Linked DNA regions of Homo sapiens: all the other regions are linked to region 1. A link is a contact called in ENCODE Hi-C or POLR2A ChIA-PET data. All regions are on one chromosome and are shown on one strand. The core of a region is the stretch at or near the end of the contact, and the rest is flanking DNA. Distances in the headings are between cores, read along the strand shown.

What was found. A loop is a pair of places that touch in the nucleus more often than their neighbours do. ChIA-PET counts read pairs that join two places held with the same protein, here RNA polymerase II (POLR2A). Pooled maps may share reads with other maps.
Region 2: a loop to region 1 is called in a map of gastrocnemius medialis, with 2.4 times the contacts of the local background. The contact joins the enhancer-like site here to the promoter of TELO2 in region 1. A Hi-C loop is called at or near these places in 30 of 168 maps with a recorded cell type or tissue (Right ventricle myocardium inferior, Right ventricle myocardium superior, aorta and 14 more), 1 of 37 single-sample maps with no recorded cell type and 28 of 50 pooled maps. POLR2A ChIA-PET finds 5 or more read pairs at or near these places in 9 of 52 experiments (A549, A673, CD4-positive, alpha-beta T cell and 5 more).
Region 3: a loop to region 1 is called in a map of CD8-positive, alpha-beta T cell, with 7 times the contacts of the local background. The contact joins the promoter of TMEM204 here to the promoter of TELO2 in region 1. A Hi-C loop is called at or near these places in 33 of 168 maps with a recorded cell type or tissue (CD4-positive, alpha-beta T cell, CD4-positive, alpha-beta memory T cell, CD8-positive, alpha-beta T cell and 14 more), 2 of 37 single-sample maps with no recorded cell type and 32 of 50 pooled maps. POLR2A ChIA-PET finds 5 or more read pairs at or near these places in 19 of 52 experiments (A673, AG04449, CD4-positive, alpha-beta T cell and 14 more).

What each region holds. Positions count from the first base shown.
Region 1 is chr16:1,491,072-1,495,631 of GRCh38, forward strand. TELO2 (telomere maintenance 2) reads left to right here and starts at 2,289. Exons shown (of 21, transcript NM_016111.4): 1 at 2,289-2,534; 2 at 3,175-3,545; 3 at 4,275-4,552. The coding sequence starts at 3,211. RefSeq lists enhancers at 1,947-1,996, 2,094-2,994, 3,896-4,560 and silencers at 2,207-2,296, 2,467-2,516, 2,527-2,726.
Region 2 is chr16:1,547,975-1,552,534 of GRCh38, forward strand. The region is part of intron 19 of IFT140 (intraflagellar transport 140); the gene reads right to left. The region is part of intron 2 of TMEM204 (transmembrane protein 204); the gene reads left to right. Among named protein-coding and RNA genes, the nearest start is that of TMEM204, 17 kb to the left of the region's middle. Within about 2 kb of position 2,302, at least 2 of the 41 ENCODE cell types and tissues checked have a DNase peak (open chromatin) inside an H3K27ac peak, as active enhancers do; they include gastrocnemius medialis, where a contact is called at or near this core.
Region 3 is chr16:1,531,396-1,535,955 of GRCh38, forward strand. It overlaps TMEM204 (transmembrane protein 204), which reads left to right and starts at 2,271. Exons shown (of 3, transcript NM_024600.6): 1 at 2,271-3,160. The coding sequence starts at 2,881. The region is part of intron 19 of IFT140 (intraflagellar transport 140); the gene reads right to left. RefSeq lists enhancers at 1,597-2,300, 2,301-3,004.

The DNA.
Region 1 (4,560 bases), core at 1,039-3,538:
CCAGCTACTTGGAAGGCTAAGGCGGGAGGATCGCCTGAGCCGGGGAGAAGGAGGTTGCAGTGAGCTGAAATCGCGCCACTACACTCCAGCCTGGGTGACAGAGCAAAGAATAAAGACATTTTCAGACACACAAAGGCTTGAGAAATTTGTCCTCCAAGCACCCACTGTTGGATGCGGGGCTTCAGGAAAAGAAGGGAATAGGGAAGGACGGAGCTGCCGTGGGCACTGGCGAGGGCTGGAACCCAGCAGCGGACGGAGGAGGAGTTTCCGGGATGATGGGATGCTGCCTGCCCCATATCCCATCCATCAGCTCTGCCTGCAGAGACATGCCCTGAGTTCAGCTGCTTCTCTACACCCCCATTCCGCCCCAAGCTCATCCTCACAATGGCCACCTAGTCCCCTCGTCCGTGTCGCCCCCCTACCGTCTGCTCTCCTAACTGCACCAGCATGGACCCGTGCCTTCAATGGCTCCAGGAGATGCCTGCCACACAAGCAAAATCTTAGTCCCTGCGAGGGCCTTCTGTGGCCTGGCCCACTGCCTCACTCCCTCCAGGCCTCACCCCTGCATATGCCTCCCTCGGCTCCACCTCCCGGGCAACAGTTGCGGCCTCAGGCCTTTGCACCTGCCGTTTTCCTGCCAGTGAGACTCTTCCCTGGCTGTCAACACATTCAGGGCTCTGCTCTAAGGTGTTCTGTTCAGAGCTCTCACCTTACGTAAGACAGCACCCACTGCTCTCTGGCTCTTTTCTTTTTTTTTTTTTTTGGAGGAGTCTCGCTCTGTCACCCAGGCTGGAGTTCAATGGCACAATCTCCACTCATTGCAACCTCTGCCTCCTGGGTTCAAGCAATTCTCCTGCCTCAGCCTCCCAAGTAGCTGGGATCACAGACACATGCCACCACGCCCAACTAATTTTTGTATTACTATTATTATTATTATTATTCTTTTTTTAGGAGAGACGGGGTTTCACCATGTTGGCCAGGCTGGTCTCGAACTCCTGAGCTTGTGACCCACCCGTCTCGGCCTCCCTAAGTGCTGGGATTAGAGGTGTGAACCACTGTGCCCGGCCACTGGCTCTTATTTTCTTACCCTACCGGTTTTTTATTTTGATTCCTTTTTTTTTTTTGAAACAGGGTCTTGCTCTGTTGTCCAGGCTGGAGTGCAGTGGCAGTGAACATGGCTCACTGCAGCCTCAACCTCCCGGGCTCAAGCCATCCTCCCACCTCAGCCTCCTGAGTAGCTGGGATCACAGGCTCATGACACCGTGCCTGGCTAATTTTTAAATTTTTTGTAGAGACAGGGTCTCACTATTTTTCCCATTCTTGAACTTCTGGGTGCAAACGATTCTCCCACCTCAGCTTCCCAGTGCTGGAATTACCGGCGTGAGCCACCGGGCCCGGCCTCTGCCAGTTTTTCTGCTCGAGGCCTGTCACCTGGCATATTTCGTATGTACTTTATCTGTTCCCCCGATAGGTGAGCAGGAACTTTGCATCATTTGTTGCTCAGAAGGCTTGGTGCACCAAGCAGGCATTTAATCAATGTTTGTTGAATGGATAACTGTTCCCCAGCTTTTCCCACATCCATCACTGCTGAAATGGCGCCTCTTTAGGTGTCTTCCTGGATTGCCCCCTCCACAAAGATGAAGCCCCCCACACTCCGCTGCGGTGTACAGAAGGCACTGCATGTTGTAAATGTTCAGTGTCCGGCTGTCCAGCCTGGCGGCCACAGCCAAAGGTAGTACCGAGCCCTTGAGATGGGGCTAGTGCTGCAAGGGAACTGGACTTATTTAACTTCAGTTAATTTACAGAGCCACATGCGTCTAGCGCTTACCCTACTGGTCGCAGTTTTTATTCCACGACCCGGCCTCATTTACGGAGCTGCAATTGTTCAGATCTGACATGATCTCAACTGCTCTTTTACTTCCTTGTGTACCGTGCGTTTCCCTTACTGGCCTCTGACCCTTGAAAGCAGAGCCTTACATCCGGGGAAGACGAGCCAGGCCTGTCTTGGTAAACATCTGCCTTAGAGCGAACGCTCGGCGTTCTGGAGAGAATGTGGGACCCGAGGCGGAGGGAAGAGACGGCTGACATCACTCCAGGGTAGGGACGACCGAGATGGGAGAAACTAAGGCGAGAACCCACCACCCGGGCGCAGCGAACCCAGCTCGCAGCCACGTGGGGAAGCGCGGCCCTGCCCTCAGGCCCCGCCCCACTCACGCGTCAGGCCCCGCCCACCCCACCGCCCCCCGCTCCCGCGTCCAGGCTCCGCCCCGTCCCCGCGCAGCGCAGGCGCAGATGCGCCCTCCCGCCTGGCGTCCTCCGCAGATTCGCGCTGAGAGGCCCGCGGAGACCCGCCCCAGAGGCTCAAGAAAACCCGCGGGAGCCTCGCCCGGACCCAGGAACTCGTGCTCGGGGCCAACCGGCTGGGCCGCGATCGCGTTTCGTCCGGGGCCGCGGCGGCCGTGGGGAATCGGCTGCAGCGAATCGGTGGCGCGCGGCGCCTGAGCGCGCTGCAGTCACCCGGGAGCCGGGTCCAGGTCGGGTTGGGGGTCGGGGATCGGGGATCGGGGGTCCGGTTGGGTCGGGTTGGGCTCCAGGTCTGGTTGGGTCGGGTCCAGGTCGGGTAGGAGTCCGGTCGGGGTCCGGGTACAGGTCGGGGTCCGGGCCTGGATCGGGGGCGGGTCCGCGTGCGGCTCCTCTAGCCCCGAACCCGTGTTCCCCGTAAGCTGTTGGTTTCTAAGGGGCGGAGGAATGGCGACTGGAGCCACCTCTCACCGCTCAGGGAGCCGGGAGGGCCGGCAGCTCCCGCGGGCCGAGTTTCCCGCCTTGGGTGCGAGGACGCGTGGGGCCGCGCTGTGCCCGGGGAACACTCACCAGCATCTCTAGCCTCCACCTCCCTCTCGCGCCAGTGGCACTCCCGGTTGAGACAACTGAGAATGTTCCCTGGGCACAGTGGCCCGGGTTGAGAAGCCCTGCAGTGGCTGGTAGCGTTGGGGTCCGAGCGGAGGAGCGAACTCTGGGTGGAAACCGGCAGGCACTGGAGGGGAAGGAGGCGGGACAGGGTTGGGTGGGACCAGGGTTGAGGGGTGTGGGGTCTCGGGGCGCTCACCGAGGGGCTTCCTGAGCTTGTGTGGATTATTTCCGTGCCCCAAGCTGAGCCCTGTGTCCATGTCACAGGTCGTCTTCCCGTGACGCCCAGATCTGTCCTGCAGGATGGAGCCAGCACCCTCAGAGGTTCGACTCGCCGTCCGGGAAGCCATTCATGCCCTCTCGTCTTCGGAGGATGGCGGCCACATCTTCTGCACCCTGGAGTCCCTGAAGCGGTATCTCGGTGAGATGGAGCCTCCAGCGCTCCCGAGGGAGAAGGAGGAGTTTGCCTCGGCCCACTTCTCGCCTGTCCTCAGATGTCTTGCCAGCAGGCTGAGCCCAGCCTGGCTGGAGCTGCTGCCCCATGGCCGCCTGGAGGAGCTGTGGGCCAGCTTCTTCCTGGAGGGCCCGGCGGACCAAGCCTTCCTGGTGTTGATGGAGACCATCGAGGGTGCTGCGGGGTGAGTGGGCTGGGCCCATCCTGGGGTTGCCGGTAGCCTCAGAAGTGATGAGAGTGGCTTGAAGGACTGGACCAAGAGCCTCTCTAGTCCCTGTGAGGGGCTAGAGAGAGAGCCTGCTCCTGGCTGAACCCCTGAACAGAAGAAGCGGTCTGTGTCTGTCTCCTTTGCGACGGGAGGCACCTGCTGTGTCTCACAAAGTCCCCCACTTGCTCCCCGTCCGGCTGTGTCAGAGAGGGATGGGGTGGGAGTGTTCACATCCCAGGCGGCAGAGGCAGCCCGTCAGCTGGGGACGTTCCAGGTTTTCCAGGGAAGCACAGCTGTCATCACTGACACGTGTCCCATGTGGACTCCCAGCCCCAGCCGGCTCCCAGGCTCAGCCTCAGATCACACTGCAGTCCTTGCCGGGACACTGCATCTTGAGAAGCTGGGTTTTCAGAGGTTGCTGTGATCAAAGCAAGCACTGAGTTATCCGCGTCAGCAGCAGGGGAGGGGTGTCCAGTGAGACTCCAGGTTGGGGAAGCCGCTCAGGGCCCCGAGAGCTCTCACACAGTAATCGCAGTTATTTAGGAATGGATTAACAGATTTTCCCATCCGGCTTGTGGTTTTGGACTTCACGCTGGTTATGTTGTTGGGGCTGCCCGTGTAATCCGGGCTGCTGGTTCCTTGTGGCAGGAAGGGGGCCCCGAGGATGGGGGTTGGCGGCTCTGCCCAACACGCCCGTATCTTCAGCCCCAGCTTCCGGCTGATGAAGATGGCGCGGCTGCTGGCCAGATTCCTGCGCGAGGGCCGGCTGGCAGTGCTGATGGAGGCGCAGTGTCGGCAGCAGACGCAGCCCGGCTTCATCCTGCTCCGGGAGACGCTGCTGGGCAAGGTGGTGGCCCTGCCCGATCACCTGGGCAACCGCCTGCAGCAGGAGAACTTGGCCGAGTTCTTCCCCCAGAACTACTTCCGCCTGCTCGGCGAGGAGGTCGTCCGGGTGCTGCAGGCGGTTGTGGACTCTCTCCAAGGTGAGGCC
Region 2 (4,560 bases), core at 1,052-3,551, 57 kb after region 1:
CTGGTCTGGATAGCTCGCTTGCCTGTCTTTGGTACCCACTCCCCAGGCATCAGTTTATGTCCCTTCGTCTCTTCTTTCCCTTCCAACTTTGGCTGTTGAGAGCTTCGGAGCCTCTCGCTCTTCCCTCCCAGGGCCTCTCCCTCTAGAGAGGATTGTTTGGGTCACCGTCATCTTGTTGCTCACAGGTGGGAAATGCCAGCCCCAGCAGGGACTTGAGGTGGCCAGGGGGCCGTCTGCTCCGCATAGATTCTCTTTAGAGCCAGTTGCACCCAGTTTGCTAGCTCTGCAGCTGTACGAAGAGCATCAGGGGTCAGCCCTGGGGTCTTTCCACTCTGCCACCTGTGTGCATGTGTGACAGCCATTCCAAAAGGAAGGCCTGTGACAGAAGCTGAAGCCCCAAGAAGCCGCAGGAAGGAAAGGAGAGGGGAAAGGGCTGGCTGGGCTGCAGAGCTGTAATTCACACTGTCCGGGCGGCTCACAGGAAGAGGTTGTTTGCTTTGGCAACACAACTTCATGAAATGGAATTGATTCCATGGGCAGAATTTCGTGTTTGCTAAAACTCTTCCCTTACATTTGTTTCTAGACAAACTGATGAACATGATTGAAGTTTTGGGAGAAAAGTCTTCAGGAAACAGGACAATGAGGAGAGAGGGAATCTTAATATAAAGATGGTGGGAGAATGGAAAACTCAAAGGTTTAGGGCCAGCCCCAGCCCTGTCTCCTTCCACCCCTTCCCATCTCCCCCACGTAGGGAAGGTGGGAAGGACAGAAGTAAAAGGCTTCAGAACGGCATCCACAGCGCAGTGCGATCATGCAGCTGACTCAGTCACCTTCTTACGCGCGTCTGGAGGCCAAGGTTAGAGCAGCACAGCGAGGCATGTAGCTACAGGCGCCTCTGCATTTCCGTGTATTTGTTGGCTTTTTACTGCTGACAGGTGGAACACACGGAAGGTTCCCTCATGCCAGGCATCTGTTCACGACGTGAACCTTTCTTCGTCAGGGTAGGATCTGGGCCACCGTCCTCCGCAGGAGCCACCTGGCGCTCTCCAGCAGCGGTGCCCCTGCCTGCTCTGGTGCTAGGACGAGGGCAACGTCCCGTTTTCACCGCATGCCTAGGGCCGCGCAGGTTCATGAGGTTCAGGGCCTGGTGGCGCCTCTGGGTCTCACTGGCGTCCGAGGGCGCTGTCCTAACCTTCCAAACCCCTCTCTACCCTAGTTGTGCTCCAAACAGAACCAAAGACAAACAAAAGCCGACGCTGCTCTCCACACAGAAGTCACGTAAATGCAAAATTTTACTTAGCCTTTTTTCACACAAGGTACAGACCTAGAATTTTCCCATCTGCTTCTGTGGCAACAAAAATGCCAAGTAAGCTCCAGCCTTGGAGCTGTACCACCAGCGAGTGAAGCGCGGCTCCCAGAACGCGGCTCCAGACGCACCCCAGGTGCTTTTCTTTCTTTCTTTGTTTTTTGAGACTGGCTTTCGCTCTTGTTGCCCAGGCTGGAGGGCAATGGCGTGCAATCTCGGCTCACCGCCGCAAGCTCTGCCTCCCGGGTTCAAGAAATTCTCCTGCCTCAGGCTCTTCAGTAGCTGGGATTACAGGTGCCCGCCACCACGCCCGGCTAATTTTTGTACCTTTAGTAGAGATGGGGTTTCCCCATGTTGGCCAGGCTGGTCTCAAACTCCTGACCTCAGGTGATCCACCTGCCTCGGCCTCCCAAAGTGCTGGGATTACAGGCATGAGCCACCACGCCTGGCCACTTGTTGCTAGATTTTCAAAGACACAGCTTTCTAGACTCATGACTCAGGGTTGGCCTGCCCTGTTCCCTCCTGCTTTGTGACGGTCCCTGCCTGTTAGGCTTGCTGTTTACACCTGATCTGCCACCTTGATTACTTTTCCACTCACACTTTTAGGATGTAGGGCCCATGTCCAGGTTGCGTGTGGACATGTGAACTCATACTTCTTTAATCAGTTTATCTACATTCTGAGTCTTTTTTTCTTTTTCTTCTTCTCTTTTTTGTCGCCCAGGCTGAGTGCAATGGTGCAATCACGGCTTACTGCAGACTCGACCTCCTGGGCTCAGCCTCCTGAATAGCTGAGGCTACAGGTGTGCACCACCACGCCCAGCTAATTATTTGTACTTTTTTGTAGAGGCAGGGTTTCACTATGTTGCCCAGGCTGGTCTCAAACTCCCGGGCTCAAGCAATCTGTCCACCTTGGCCTTCCAAAGTGCTGGGATTACAGGCTTGAGCCACCGCCCCAGCCCCTTCGTCTTCTATATTTAGAAACAGTGTTCTTGGAAGCAGACAGATGCTCTGAGGCCTGAGCTCGTGTTTATGGCAAGCAACACAGCCAACCATGCACAGGGAGGTCATGTCTGGATTAGAATGGTCGACCCATTCTAATGCTCTAAACGACGCATTTTCAAAAGCTATGACACTGATCTTAAGAAAATAAGTAAAACTCCTTTGTTACAAAAAGCACTTAAGAAAATAAATAACAATAAAACAACAGTTCAGGAAGCAGCGTGTGATGCTGGCCAGTGCCAGGCAGGCAGAGGGGCTTTCCAGGTGGGCCTCGAGGGACCCAGCGTCTCAGGGCTGGGGTGGCTCCACACTGCTAGGGCACCCGGCAGGCTGCCTCAGGGCAGGAGGCCGGGCTCAGTTCTGCCTACCCGCTCTGTGCTTTGCTCCATGGTTTAGCCTTCCCACTTTTAATTTAGAGTCTGGAGAGCCTTCCCTGCAAGCTTGACCCTCCACATAGGGCAAGGCCCTGCCAAATGCCACCCTCTGGGGACACAGAGATTAATGACTTCCCCATCTCTCTAAGAGGAATGCCAGTTCCCCAAGGAAAGTCAAGAGCGCCCTAGCCGTCTCTGTGGCTGACGCTGACCCTAGCGTGGTCCCCGGCGTGCCAGTGGAGGCTGAACAGGCCTGTTGAGTACAGGGCCACGTAGCCGATGCCAGTGGGTCCTTGGGAATCGTGCTGCCCCTCCGTGAGCATTCGAGGGCACCAGGGTAGCGGCATCTACGTGATCTGGCCAAAGGGCTCTGTCCCTTTGAGGGGTCCTGGTCACTCAACTGCCAAGGCTGCTGTTCCTCCTCGCCTTTCCCGCAGCTCCACACTGCATTCTGTTCTGTTTCACGTCTACTTTGGTCTCCTCAAACGATTAACTCAAAAAGTAATTGCGGAGAGACTTCTGGGAAGCTGTGGTCAATGGTGGGGCAAGTTCTGGCCCCGGGGAGCCTGCCCTGTGGCGGGGGAGAGCGGCCAGAGCCACCCATGGGTAAAGACACAATGACCACGGCTGGCAGGGGTGGGCAGGTGCAACTCTAAGCCGAGGCCCGAAGGATCAGCAGCAGGAGGGGCCCCTCCTCCCCAGGGCCAGTCAAGCCGGGGACAGTGGCACGAGGAGAAGCCCAGAGTAGGTGGACCCAGTGACTGAGAGGGGTGGAAAGGGCCACTGGGCCCCAGGGTGGCAGAAGGGCGGCCGCAGGTAGCAGGGGAGACCCTAAGGCGATGGGAGCCACAAGGGTGCTGAGTGCTGGGGAGACAGGATGTGAGTTTCATACAGATCAGGGTGCAGCGGTGGAGGGAGGGCCGCCTGCATCAGTATCCCCAGCAAGGTCACCCGGCACTGCTGCAGACACCTTGAAACGTCCAGCACATTCCTCACTGTCGAACCCAACTTCAGGACATGCTTGTTCACGGAAGAGCCTAAGATCAGCGGCACTTCAGTCTTCTACGGGGTTTTGTTGGGAGCTACCTATACAAAGGAGGCCACACCACACGTGCGTGGTCCGGCAGATCCGGCAAGATCAACTCTGCGGGACCTCCCACCCGGGCTGGTTGCCCTGTGTTGCCTTAGAGTTTTCTTCCCGAGGTTTTCCTAGAAAGCCACTGTAAATCCGAGCTGTGCACTCAGAAGCCTCCCGGGTGTGTCCCTGGTGATGTCCCCGGGGCCTCTCCCTGGTGACGTGTGGCCCGCGCTGTCCCCCTGCAATGACGGTACCTCCAGGTCCCCTATGTGTGGAAACTGACCCCCACGGCAACCGCAGACCGTGAGGGAGGTTGACCCTGGAAGCCATGGGGGGCACAATCCCTTTCCACTGTTCCATTCGGATGAATGATGTGTGGAACTAGAGGCCCCCTGAGATTTTAAACACGTTTCTGTAACACCCGCAAGTAGAAAGGAAGCCTGGTGAGGGGGAGAAACAGGCTGTGGCCATGGCGGGCTGGAGCCTGATGAAGGCCAGTTACTGCCGGTATAACCTCCTCCCGCCCTCGAGGGTCTCAGGGCTTGCATCGCCCCCCTGCTGGGCTGGGACTCTCCCCAAGGCTCCCACTGTCCCTGCCAAGAGCGCCCCACCCCTCCCGCTCGCCTCTGTCTCGGGTGTCCTGAGCTCTCCGCTGTGCCTGCCCTGCCTCCAGGACCACCTCCTCTGAGCCCTGACACCAGCACAACCCACACCCCACCGGCAGAAAGTGCCAGACCCCGTAAACATGAGTGGACGCTGTTCAAAGTGCCCTCATTTTCCTCACACACAACACAGGCTCATTC
Region 3 (4,560 bases), core at 1,021-3,520, 40 kb after region 1:
TGCCGAGGCCGCCCCCTCCCTCCGTGTCCCTGTTCTGTGCTAGGGCTCCCGCTCTGCTGGGTATATGGGAGCCGCAGGCACATATGTGGGAGGGGGCAGTGGGACTCCACCGTGACCAAGACCCCAAGCAACAGGGAGAGCAGGAGGGTGTGATGCACTGTGGGGGAAGCCCACCGCCCAGCTGCGAGTCCCCTTACTGGGAGTCACCCCCCGAGAGCCACAGATCCTCCCAGGAGGGTCGCTCTTAACTTACATGCTGCTCCCAGGCCTTCCGCCCTCCCGCGCCCAGCCTGCCATAGCGCGCAGGGTTAGAAGCGGCGTGACAGCTGAGGGCACAGGGACCTGGAGCACCCCAGAAGTGCCAGGAGAGTGGAGGCCGATGCTGGCCTCTGCGAACCAGGACTTCTGGGGGTGCTGCCGCTGTGTAGGAGTCTGGCCGTGGCCTCCTCCCCACTCAACCTGAGGAAAGGACCAGAGCGGGCCGCTGAGACAATCAAACGTGTCCTCTGGGCTCTGAAACCCAGCATTGGCTTTTTGTTGGAAGTTAGCCATTTGAAGACTCCCGAAAGATTAATGGTTTAGTTAATTAAGGAGGAAATAAATTCTTCCCCCATGGAAACTTTTGGGAGACTTCCCTTTCAAGGCCCCCTTCTGCACCGTGTGCTTAGGAACACTGAGTGTTTGAGACACTGCACCCCCGTCCACCTCCGAGGAGCAGGGCACAGGCAGGAAGGGCTGGGGACATCCCCCCAGGGCCTTCCGAGCCACCCGGGAGAGTGGGGGCCGGCAGCACCACTGTGCCCCGCACGCCCCGTCAGGTTCCGGGGGCTGAGAACAGAAATAGAAACAGCAGCTTTTCCCTGGGCACAAGCCAAGGAAGAGGGGAAAGGAGAAACCTGACGGACACGTCTGCGACAAATCCCCGGGGAAAATCCCCCCCAGGCACGTCCCTCAGGAAGCCAGTGGAGAAACGCTTCTCAGGACCCAGCACGCACCACGGGCTGGTGAGGACGGAGCTGCTGCCTTTCTGGAACAGACACAGGGCGTGTGTGGGGAACCTTGCTTCACCTGTGGATATACAGAGCCACATGCCAACGTGTGAATGGAGACTGGTCCCAGGAAGTGGCAGCTCTCGGGACCGCCCTGAGCCAGGGCCCAAGCACGGGCAGTGCAAGGACAGGAAACGGTCAAAGCTCTGCTGTTACCACAGGCTGGGAACAGGACTCTCTGTCCCAGCACTGTCTTGGGCGTGTGCCCATGAACAGTTTGCACGGATGTGGGACACCTGCATTCACGAAGCTTTGGAGCCTGGGTAGGCTGGGAATCCCATGCTGGGTTTCGGGTCTCTGGAGATGGGACAGAGTAGGAGACCCTCTCGTGGTGTCTGCCCAGCTGGGCAGAATAATTCTGAGCAGAATAGACGAAGATGCTTCTGAGCTCCCTGGCAGCATAAGCTCTGCCCGAGAGCCTGACCACTCACAAGGTGACCTGCCTAGTCCTGTCCCCAGCTGTGGGGGGTGACCGTTCCCATCAATAGCAGAGGTGGCCCAGGCCCCACGTGACATTCGCTCTGTCCCAGGCCCCGCTGAGAGCCCCACCCAGCACATCCAGAATCTTACCCTTCTTGCCACCTAAGAATGACCTGGCCTCGAGGTCCTCCAAGTACAGGTCCCTGGCCCCGAGGTCCTCCAAGTACAGGTCCCTGGCCCCAAGGCCCTCCAAGTACAGGTCCCTGGCCCCGAGGTCCTCCAAGTACAGGTCCCTGGCCCTGCAGGTCTGGGTGAACTTGCTCCCTCCAGGCACACGGGTCTCTCCCCTTCCCAGCAATCCTGTGATATCTGCCCCCCTTTTGAGGGCAGCATTCCCGTGGCGGGGGCAGGCCTGGAACACACGGGCGGGGGGAGGCTTGTGGTTCCTATGGTCCTGGGGGTACCTATGGTCCTGGGGGCAACTGGATGGCTGGGGGGTGTGAAGTCCCCAGGGCAGGCAATAGTCGCTCAGTACCAGCCTCCAGGCCCCGGGGGCCACCAGGCTTAAAAGCAACAGGCGAGACGAGGGATCTGTCCCGCACCCGGCATCCCTGGCCTCTCCTCTGGGACAGGAAGATGGGGAGGGGCGGCAGGAGGTGGGCCTGGAGCAGGGCCTCAGAAGTCTCCTGGCCTTTCCCATCAGGAAGCACATCCTGTTGGTGTCTGGCTGCCGCGGCAGGGCCGCTATTTGTTGCGGTTGGCTACGCCTTCCAGCTCACCAAAAACAGTCTCAAAAACAACCATTTCCTCTCTGCTGAGAGCCAGGGAAGGCGAGCTCTGCGCACACGGGCGTCCCTGCAGCAGCCACTCTGCTTTCCAGGACCGGCCAACTGCCCTGGAGGCATCCACACAGGGGCCCAGGCAGCACAGAGGAGCTGTGAACCCGCTCCACACCGGCCACCCTGCCCGGAGCCTGGCACTCACAGCAGGCCGGTGCTAAGGAGTGTGGCGCGGGCTCGACTCCCACTGCTGCCGGCCTCCCGAGTGACTCTGTTTTCCACTGCTGCAGGCGAGAAGAGGCACGCGCGGCACAGGCCGGCCTCCGCTTCCCGGGAAGACGGCGCACTCCTGGCCCTGGGTTCTTGCTGCTGCCCACCCTCTGCTCCCTGGGATGGGCCCCGAGGCGAGCAGCTTCAGCACAGGCCTGGCCCTGCTCCAGGTGCAGGAAGGAGGATAAGGCCGGGCCGAGAGGCGGCACACCTGGACCATCCCATGGGCCTCCGCCCGCGCCGCCCCGAGGATGAGTGGTGATGTCCTCTAGCCACCCCTAGCAGCGTCGGCTCTCCCTGGACGTGCGGCCGCGGACTGGGACTTGGCTTTCTCCGGATAAGCGGCGGCACCGGCGTCAGCGATGACCGTGCAGAGACTCGTGGCCGCGGCCGTGCTGGTGGCCCTGGTCTCACTCATCCTCAACAACGTGGCGGCCTTCACCTCCAACTGGGTGTGCCAGACGCTGGAGGATGGGCGCAGGCGCAGCGTGGGGCTGTGGAGGTCCTGCTGGCTGGTGGACAGGACCCGGGGAGGGCCGAGCCCTGGGGCCAGAGCCGGCCAGGTGGACGCACATGACTGTGAGGCGCTGGGCTGGGGCTCCGAGGCAGCCGGCTTCCAGGAGTCCCGAGGCACCGTCAAACGTAAGTCCAATTGTTTTCCTGATGCCTTCAGCGTGGCCGAGGCTCGAGGGCACATGGGAGATGTTAGGCGCGGACCTGGTGAGCGGGTGGGGAGGCCTGGCCCCTGCTCTGCCCTGAGCGTGGCCTCTGGGCAGGCAGGAGGGGGCACTGTGTCTCCCAGGGAACCAGGCCCCAAGGCCCCCTCTCCCTGGTGAGTGGTGGCCCCACACACTCCTCCTGCTCAGCACAGAATCTGCCTCCAGCTCTTTTACACAGGAATTCATCTCAGGCATTTGGGGGGCCTCTCTGCCGTTACACATAGTTAAGAGATGGGTACATTAATCAAATCAAGGAAAGGCATTTTTCCTTGGTTGAAAATAATTATTACGGCTGGGCGCAGTGGTTCACGTCTGTAATCCTAGCGCTTTGGGAGGCTGAGGCGGGAGGACTGCTTGAGGCCAAGAGTTCAAGACGAACCTAGCCTACATAGCGAGAGACCCTGTCTCTGAACATAAAAAAAAAATGAAAATGCTCTTTCTTTACTCATGAGTAAAATAAACAAGAAGTTTAAAAATACACGGGTGAGTTCTGGCTTTGTTCTCACGGTTGTTGGGGTCTTTGAGGCAGAGAGCAGCAGCAGGATCCCCAGGGATGAGCTTCAGATGGGACGCTGGAAAGGAGACAGGGAGGCCAGGACGCTCGGAAGGGGACAGGGATGCTCAGTGGTTGCAGAGGAGAGGAAGGGGCTCAGAATGATGCCACCGCACCGTGGGGTTTGAGTGGCAGGTGTGAGGCTGCATAAATAGGAAGGCGCTTACAGCCCATGGGGTCATCTCAACAGTCACGGCACAGGGACACAAGGTCTCCCAAAGGCCGACTCTCTGAAACTGTCAGCAAGGTTTTGACTCGCAGACACCCCAAGTCTCTGCTGCAGAGCCTCACAGACTCGGGGTTGGACGCTCCTTCTGCTCTGAAGATAATGCTGGTCTCTGAGGCAGTGCCTCTGCTCCAGGCTTCCGAGGGAGTCCCGGAGTACTGGGGTAACACACATCACGTGTGCCTCAACCACACAGCTCCATCCCCAACCTGCCGCGCTCAGAACCCTCAGCGGGGAATGTCATCCCCACTTCACAGGCAAAGAAACTGAGGCTTTGCAGAAGGCATGTGGCTTGGACAAGGTCCCACGAGGGAATTCAACCCCCTTGTCCACTCAAAGGCCCTCGGCTGCACCGCACAGCCTGGACTGCGCACTTCCTCTCGCATCCTTCACCAGCAGGGACCAACAGCCGTCTTTTAAAAAGATCAAAGCCTATGAATAACTTCAAAGCTTCCACCGGCTCTCAGAACTCGGTGTCTTATGGGAAGCCCGAGGCTTGGGTCTCCGCGTGACTCCGGCCAGGCGCCCTTCTTCCAGACTCTGC